Linked DNA regions of Homo sapiens: region 1 is linked to region 2. A link is a contact called in ENCODE Hi-C or POLR2A ChIA-PET data. All regions are on one chromosome and are shown on one strand. Each heading gives the region's core, a stretch centred on a gene start or an enhancer-like site at or near the end of the contact. The rest is flanking DNA. Distances are from core to core; before and after follow the strand shown.

Region 1 (4,192 bases), core at 844-3,343, 93 kb after region 2:
TCTGTTTAATTTTATAGTAAACTGCTAATGTTTTCCAAAGTGGCTGTACCATTTCACATTTGCGTATATCTCATTATAACTATTTTTAAAAAGGAAAAACTGGCCAGGCGCACTGGCTCATGCCTGTAATCCCAGCACTTTGGGAGGCTGAGGCAGGTGGATCACAAGGTCAGGGGATCGAGATCATCCTGGCTAACACAGTGAAACCCTGTCTCTACTAAAAATACAAAAAAAAAAAAAAATTAGCCGGGCGTGGTGGCAGGTGCCTGTAGTCCCAGCTATGCAGGAGGCTGAGGCAGGAGAATGGCGTGAACCTGGGAGGTGGTGCGGTGAGCCGAGGTGCAGTGAGCCGAGGTGCAGTGACCTCAGTGCAGTGAGATGAGATCACACCACTGCACTCCAGCCTGGGCAACTGAGCGAGACTCTGTCTCAAAAAATAAATAAATAAATAAAAATAAAAAGGAAAAACTGGGGGCCAGGTGCAGTGGCTTATACCTGTAATCCTAGCACTTTGGAAGGCCAAGGAGGATGTATCGATTGAGCTCAGGAATTTAAGACCAGCATGGGAAACATGGTGAAACCCTGTCTCTATAAAAAATACAAAAGAATTAGCCGGACATGGTGGCACCCAGCCTGTGGTCCCAGCTATTCGGGAGGCTGAAGTGGGAGGATCACTTGAGCCCAGGAGGTGAAGGTTGCAGTGAGCAGAGATCACGCCACTATACTCCAGCATGGGTGATGGAGTGAGACCCTGTCTCAAGAAAAAAAAAAAACAGCAAATTTCATCCCATTTGAATAAAGTAGATGTAAATATAATTGCACAGCTAAGGAAAGAAATGGGGGTCGGGCACGGTGGCTCACGCCTATAATCCCAGCACTTTGGGAGGCCAAGGCGGGTGGATCACAAGGTCAGGAGTTCGAGACCAGCCTGACCAACATGGTGAAACCCCATCTCTACTAGAAATACAAAAATTAGACAGGCGTGAAGGTGCGCACCTGTAATCCCAGATACTCAGGAGGCTGAGGCAGGAGAATCGCTTGAACCCGGGAGGCGGAGGTTGCAGTGAGCCGAGATCATGCCATTGCCTTCCAGGCTGGGTGACAAAGCGAGACTCCATCTCAAAAAAAAAAAAAAAAAAAAAAAGAAATGAGAATAATACACACCTTTTTTTTTTTTAATAGCAGTTACCTCTGCAGCGTGGCATGAGAGGGACCAACAGAGGCACTCTTCTCATATTTGTCTAAGTGGCTAGAGTTATGAATCTTTTTCTTCTCATCTTTAAGTGATTTTCAAATAAATTAAAACATTAATTTTACTTGAATCTGACACTGTATTGGAAAGGGACTTCCTTCTTTCCTAGGGCCCCCTACAAAACAGATGTTGAGGCTCCAAGTCCCCTGAAGAGTCTGGAGAGACATTACTGGTGCTGCAGAAGGACTTTTCAACATTCCACAAAGCCTAGGAGAAATGATGGGTTTGCTGGTAATAAGGCTGCTTAGAAGAGCTAAGACAACTTGTGTTCCACTTGTAGCTAGAATTACATCAATTCAGTGTGGTAACCTTGAGTACCTCAGGCTGATAAGACATTCAGAAGAGTAGTTTTATTTTTCTACAAATTATGATTAATAATTTTTAAAGAAAGAAAACAACTCTTGGCTTAATAATTGTGCTTTGGCGTACAAAGCCTTTCAAAACACAAACACAGCATTCAGTGGATTAATAAAACGGGGACCAACAGGTCAACAAGTGGTCACTGTCTGGTGGTAGTGCTGCCATTTTTAAGCTTTCAAAAACCCCTAGGATGTTCCCTTTATCAAAGGAAATGAAGGCAACTCCTCTTGGCTGTTCCTGCCTGATACTACAAACTTTTTAAAGGCTTCAAGTCAGGTAGCAGTTTTTGCCAATTAATGACTTGATAATCTCCAGGTCTAATGTAACCTTGCCATGATCTCTCTTTTATTTTCACCAGATAGAGAGTAATAAATAATACATGTAACCTAACCTATTGGCTTTGTCCACTCTCATAAGTAATCCTGGCTCCTTCTCCCTGCTGCGGCCCCTGGTCTTGGCCCCTGCCTATTCAGCCCAGCATGTCTGAACATTTAGTCATCTCTTCAGAGCCACACTTCCAGGAAAAGGCTATTGTTCCTGCATTTCCTGATCGCTTACTTCCTGTCATTTTTTTCAAAAGAGAATCAAAACTGTTCTAAAATCACACAAAGGTTCTTCTCTACTTCACAGTTGTAGTTTATTATATTGTCATCATTTACTTGATTTGGGGGCCATTTAAATACACCATGACCTGCCTGACCTGATCAGCAGTGTCCCTGAGTCACAGGTAGTTTCTACATGAGCCCCAGTATGAACACTGCCTTGTTTTCAATCACACGTGCATGCAGCTTAAACTTGTTTTTCTCCAAGACCTCAAAGAAATTTCTAATAGTACCCACATTATTGACTTTACACCAATGACCCATCTGATGAAGAAAAAGATCAGGGACAGAGAGGGCGAGCATCTTCCTAAGCTGGGGAGGAAGTGGCAGGCAATGAAGACATGGAAATGTCTCCTCTCTGCTCCAGCCCTTCCTCAACTCACACAAAGAAAAGAACTGATCAAAATGAGTTTTGCTGCCCAGAAGAGACTGAGTCGCTAGAAGGGAGAAAATGACAGGGAGGGAGCTCAGGAAATAAAAAACCTGGGTTTTGACTGGCACACACATGTACAATACACATACAGGTGTGTATATACATGCACACACATACATACACATGCACATACATACATACATACACACCACACACACATACATATTTAAGAGCTTCCTTTGTGCCAGGCACTGTGCTAAGTATTTATATACAATATCCTGATTAATTTTGACACCTTCCCATGGGGTAGGTACCTTTATTCTCCACATATTACATGTCAATATTACATATGAATGAACTCATCCAAGTTCACACAGCTAGTACAACAGCTGAGCCACAGTTAACTCATGCTTTATCTAACAGCAAAGTTGTATAACTCACCCCTCTATTTGCTAGCTGTGTGATTTCTGATGAGTCACTTAACTGTTCTGAAGTTCAGTGTCCTCATCTATAAAACGGCAGTAACAAAGCCTACAAAATCTGCTTCCATATTGTGTTGAGAATTAAATGAATTTATGTGTATATTTACCACACACAAAGATATATTTCTCTTCTTTACCTCAGTTTTGGTTGGCTTTTGGTAAAATGCTTATTATGACTGGGTTATTGTAAAAATTAAAAGAGGAAACATGAAAACACTTTGGAAACCATAATTAATCATTGTTATTCTCAGATATGGTTTTTCTTTTTTGTGTGTGTGGTTATTTTGTGTGTGTGTGTGTGTGTGTGTGTGTGTGTGTGTGTGTGTGTGTGTGATGGAGTCTTACTCTGTTGCCCACACTGGGGTGCAGTGGCGCAATCTCAGCTCACTGCAACCTCCCCTCCTGGGTTCAAGTGATTCTCCTGCCTTAGCCTCCCAAGTAGCTGTGATTACAGGCACCTGCCACCCGCCCATCTAATTTTTGTATTTTTAGTAGAGACAGGGTTTCACCATGTTGGCCAGACTGGACTCAATCTCTCGACCTCAAGTGATCCACCCACCTCAGCCTCCCAAAGTGCTGGAATTACAGGCGTGAGCCACCACACCCAGCCTCAGATATGTGTTAAACAAAGATATATGACCAGGTAGTCTAGATTAACTATATATCATAATTTACCAGTTGTCAGATGGGCAAAGATAAAAATGTTTGAGAATATACTGTGTTAGAAAATGGAAGGGAAATGAGAACACTCATACATTGCTTATGGGTGTGTAAATTGTCACATCCTCTAAGGAGAGAAACTGGATTACATTTCTCAAGGTTAACCATGTAAATAATTTTTTTTTTAAATGGAATCTCGCTCTGTGGCCAGGCTGGAGTGCAGTGGTGCAATATCGGCTCACTGCAACCTCCAATTCCCTGGTCCAAGCGATTCTCCTACCTCAGCCTCCTGAGTAGCTGGGATTACAGGCACGAGCCACCACGGCCAGCTGATTTTTGCATTTTTAGTAGAGCCGGGGTTTCACCATGTTGGCCAGGATGGTCTCCAGCTCCTGACCTCATGATCCACCCACCTTGGCCTCCCAAAGTGCTGGGATTATAGGCATAAGCCCCCACACCCAGC
Region 2 (4,370 bases), core at 1,223-3,722:
ATTAGAGACTGTAAATCTGGTCCATGCCTCCCTGCACTGCCATGGGTCTGATCACTTGTCTCAGGGTCTTTCACCCCCTGAGTTTCATGATTGGCTATTCTAACAGATATGGAGTTCACTGGAGGGCCAAGGAATCACATATCTCTGTTTTAACATCTCTAAAGTGCTTAGAATATAATATGAAAAAGTGTTGGGGGGTGTGTGTGGAGGGATGTGTGTGGGAGTGTGGATGTGTGGGGGTGGTGTGTGGTGGGTGTGTAGGACGTGTATGGGGGAATGTGAGGGGGGTTGTGACTGTGGGGGGTGGGTTGTGTGTGGGTGTGTGTGGGGTGTGGGTGAGTGCGGGGGTGTTGGATGTGTGGGTGTGTGGATGGGTGTGTGGGGGGTGGGTGTGTGTGGGGGTGTGCATGTGGGGGGGTGTGTGTATGTGGGTGGGTGTGGGTGTGTGGGTGGATCTGTGTGTGGGTATGTGTGTGCTGGTGGGTGTGTAGGTGTGTGGGGGTGGGTGTGACTGTGAGGGGGTGTGAGTGTGAGTATGGGGGGTTGGATGTGTGGGTGTGGGGGGGCTGGGAGGAGGTGTGGGTGTTGGGGGGTGTATGCGTGGCGTGTGTGTGTGTGTGTGTGTGTGTGTGTGTGTGTGTGTGAATTCTTTGTAATGAAGAAGAAGAGGGAAGAAGCAGTTAAACTTTAAACCAGACATACTTATCCTCAAAATAGTTGTGGTGATATTATACCCTCATACTTTGTACTACAAATACATTTATTGGTTTGTAAAATATATAATCAGTTTATGAAAATATCCCTTATAAGAAGAGTAAGAAAACCAGTAAAAATGTAAAACAACCACATGGAAATTATGTCTGATTCCTTCTTCTCCATTTTATTTTATTTTTACCTTTTTTCTTTGAGATGGAATCTGACCATGTTGGCCAGACTGGTCTTGAACTCCTGGGCTCAAGCGATCCTCCCACCTTGGCCCCCCAAAGTGCTGGGTTTTTAGGTGTCGGCCACTGTGCCCAGCCACCCCCTCTTCCATTTTAGAAATGATGGGTACAGTAATGCAACCTTGCAAAGGGATTCCTTCAAGTTTTTCAATGTTCTTTAATAAAATGACATCAATTGCTGAAAGCATTATGACCTTTGTTATGCTACATAATACTGATACAAAATGTGAATAGTACAAAGTTCATTATATATAAGGCTTTAATATATTACATTTGTTTCTACATAAACAGACTATAAATATATGTGCCATAGCATGTCTTATAGTCATTGTTCCCAGCATTTCACACTATGGTACCAAACAAAAAACACATTTTCTTTTTTGAAAAAAAGGACAGAACAAGGGCAAAAATCAGTAGAAATAGCTCTATATGTTAAAAGTCTAAATAATACAATAGATGTTATAATTTGGGCTATAAAATAATTTTGAAGTCTGGCTAATAATCATTCAGAGAGTGAACAAACCCAATCAGGTTTACTGGAGTAGAGGCCAAATAACTAAAATACTGATGGGTTGCGGGGTGAGAGTGGGTTGGGGACAGGGGGAAGAACAAAAGGGTAAAATCCTTCCTGAAACTTTGACACCACACACAGCTTCACATTGAACCTCCCGCATTCAGTCTCAGACATATCACATCAGGACAGATATGAGGGTATTCATTCCAGAAGAAACCAGAAGCTGGTTTGTGCAGTCAGAACTCTTCAACACGGCAGGGAGCCTTGAGCTGAATGTCCTTTCTTTGTGGTATTCTGAATAAAGGATCAGCCTGGGAGACAAGGAGCCAGAGCTGCATCATTTCCTTCCTGGGGCTTGGCCAGGAGACACGTAACGGTCTGGAAGGAACTCTCATTAGGAGTCAGAAACAGCACAACGAACTCTACTTTAGCCCAACTCGAAGAACACGCAACCTTCTAAAACCAGAAACCCCGTCTGAACCCTTTACATTTCAGAACAGACCCCATGCCCACCTCCACCAGAGCAAACACAATGCATTTGCAGGCTCCAGTACTCTCCAAAGCAAGGTAACGTTAGTCTTCCTTTCTATCAATCCGAATTCCACACTTAAGGCTTGGCTTGGGACCCACGTCCTAAACAAAGCCTCTTGGATAGACTCAGCCCTGCAAATCCTTCCCATCTTCAACACCTCGAACACTTACATTGCCTGGTTTATCTTCTAGTTTTACAGAAGTGTCAGCTCCCCAGGTACTGCTACTTCTTTGAGGATGGGGCCATTTCTTGAACGTCTTTGTTCTAAACCCATGGTGAGACCCGCAGCAGGGGGCATGATAAATGCTTTTTAAATGAATGAAAAAGAGGATCAGGTCAACACTGGGAGAAGACACAGACACATTCTTGGGTCACAAGCCTCTTCCAGGATATGCCTAGAAGACTGGCTCCCTGCAGTCCGAGGTCCTTTTTCTGTTGTCGAAATGAAAATCAAATGCGGCTACTTCCTGCTGGTGGAAAGAACAACACTTGAAAATCTGAGCAGCACCTCTCATGTGATGTCCAGGAGTTGGGGGTGTGGATGCTTCCTTTTAAACAGGAGGAGAGCTCAGTGTGGTCCCCGAGTCAGGCTGGAGAATCTGGGCTGTGCTACCGGTTTGCACTCCAATCTCTATCAGCTTTAAAAGTTCTGCTTCCTCACTGGAGTACACGGTGGTGTCTGTGTCATCGGAGTGATATCCGGACTGGTAGCCGCTTGTCTGGTTTGAGCCTTCAGATGCCACAGACTCCCTGCTTTTGCTGGGCACCATTCCACTGCAGAAGAAATGGCAAACAAAGGAGTTGGCAGAGAGAAGACAATTCTTTTGCTTTTTACCCTCACCCCATTCCCAACTCCATATGGCTGCCATCTCCCTGGAGACCGCAGCCCCGTATCTCTCCCAGTTGTTAATCAGCATAGCAGGTTTACAGGGACAAGGTCTATTTTCAGGTACTCGCATGAATTAGTAGTTGCAGATAAGTCCTCTTACTCAGGTCCAAGTCTTTCAAGCCTCAAATGAGATGAAAGGCAGTTCTCTCGAGTTATGCAAAGGCCCCAACTGATGGAACATGTTTATGGCCTCGCAGATTGACAAATTTGTATACAGTGACAGGCGCCAAAGGGCCACTTGCATGATATTCAAGGAAATTGGGATGTTCTTAAATTTCACTTGTGCTTTTCCTATTGTGGCAATTTGGGAATTACGGGGCATGTGTATGGTTGTAATAAAGCTCTTGAGCAACTTTAAACTTTAATAACTTGAAGCATGTGTGCAGTCAAGCCAGACATATCAAACGCTGCTTTTTACTCATCAAAACCACATTCCTTGGAAGGACTGAGAACCCCTGTCACTCAGCAGCAACTAGAAAATGTTTTCAATGGCATGGAATCCTGACAGACGGTAATCATGTCAAAGCCTAGAAATGCAGGCTGTGTTGATCTAAAACTTCAGGATTTACACTTTCACAAGCCATTCTAAGGTGTTTTTTCCCGGTAATAGGTGTTTTCCCCAACTTCTTCATGTTAAAACTGCAAAAGGGAATTTTAGTAACTCGTGTTTATACATAGTTTAAAAGTTACTTCAAATAATGAGAAATACAATTTTTTCTTTCAATTCAACCCCAACAAAACTAATGTAGGTGTCTCAAGCAATGGCATGGTGCTCTGCACATGATACTTGCCGAATAAACATTTTTTGAATCAATGAATGAAACATATCATTGACTTTCACAATTTCTTACCTTGGGCCTTAAAGAAAACAATAAAATAGCACAATGGCACCTTTTAATATGTTGGGGTTTTTTTTGTTTGTTTTCTTTTTGGTATGAGCATTATTCAAAAACCCATGAGTATTCCCATTTTATATAAAAGATTATAAGCAGATCAAAACCTCCTCTATTCTTACCTTTAGGTAAGAATACTCTAGCAAATAAACTCCAGCAAATACATAACTACACTTATTCTATTATTCTTATAAATATAGATTTTCATTGATTTGTTATGTTAAGAGAACGTACACGTATTCAAGACACCTACAAATTCCTACTGAGCCATAGAAGGGAGATTATATTTAAAACTAATTTTAATACTTTTCTCACAATGAAATACTTCGAATTCAGACAATAATATTTAAATGTCTCAAACAAATAGATATTGGCTTATTTATATATCATACTTCTTAAGCACAGATGCACCCATTTGTATACAGACTTAAAAATTCTTCAGAGTCCACAAAGATTGTAATCATATTGACAGCTTTACGGATCACATCCAATCACCTTTTTCATTTAGCCATTACTGACCACAGTAAATATACACAGAAATTCCCTAGTATTCATGAATTCTCATAAAAATTGACCAAATTCTCTAATTTATTTCAGA

Evidence for each region. Hi-C counts contacts between places; a loop is a spot of excess contacts on that map. ChIA-PET counts read pairs that join two places held with the same protein, here RNA polymerase II (POLR2A). Pooled maps may share reads with other maps.
Region 1: a loop to region 2 is called in a map of endothelial cell of umbilical vein, with 6 times the contacts of the local background. The contact joins two enhancer-like sites. A Hi-C loop is called at or near these places in 1 of 168 maps with a recorded cell type or tissue (endothelial cell of umbilical vein) and 1 of 50 pooled maps. POLR2A ChIA-PET finds 5 or more read pairs at or near these places in 4 of 52 experiments (H1, Panc1, T-cell and 1 more).

The regions. Positions count from the first base shown.
Region 1 is chr4:55,170,747-55,174,938 of GRCh38, forward strand. No RefSeq gene overlaps it. Among named protein-coding and RNA genes, the nearest start is that of KDR, 47 kb to the left of the region's middle. Within about 2 kb of position 2,094, at least 4 of the 41 ENCODE cell types and tissues checked have a DNase peak (open chromatin) inside an H3K27ac peak, as active enhancers do; they include endothelial cell of umbilical vein, where a contact is called at or near this core.
Region 2 is chr4:55,077,400-55,081,769 of GRCh38, forward strand. KDR (kinase insert domain receptor) reads right to left here. Exons shown (of 30, transcript NM_002253.4): 30 at 1,082-2,764. The coding sequence ends at 2,542. Among named protein-coding and RNA genes, the nearest start is that of KDR, 46 kb to the right of the region's middle. Within about 2 kb of position 2,473, at least 6 of the 41 ENCODE cell types and tissues checked have a DNase peak (open chromatin) inside an H3K27ac peak, as active enhancers do; they include endothelial cell of umbilical vein, where a contact is called at or near this core.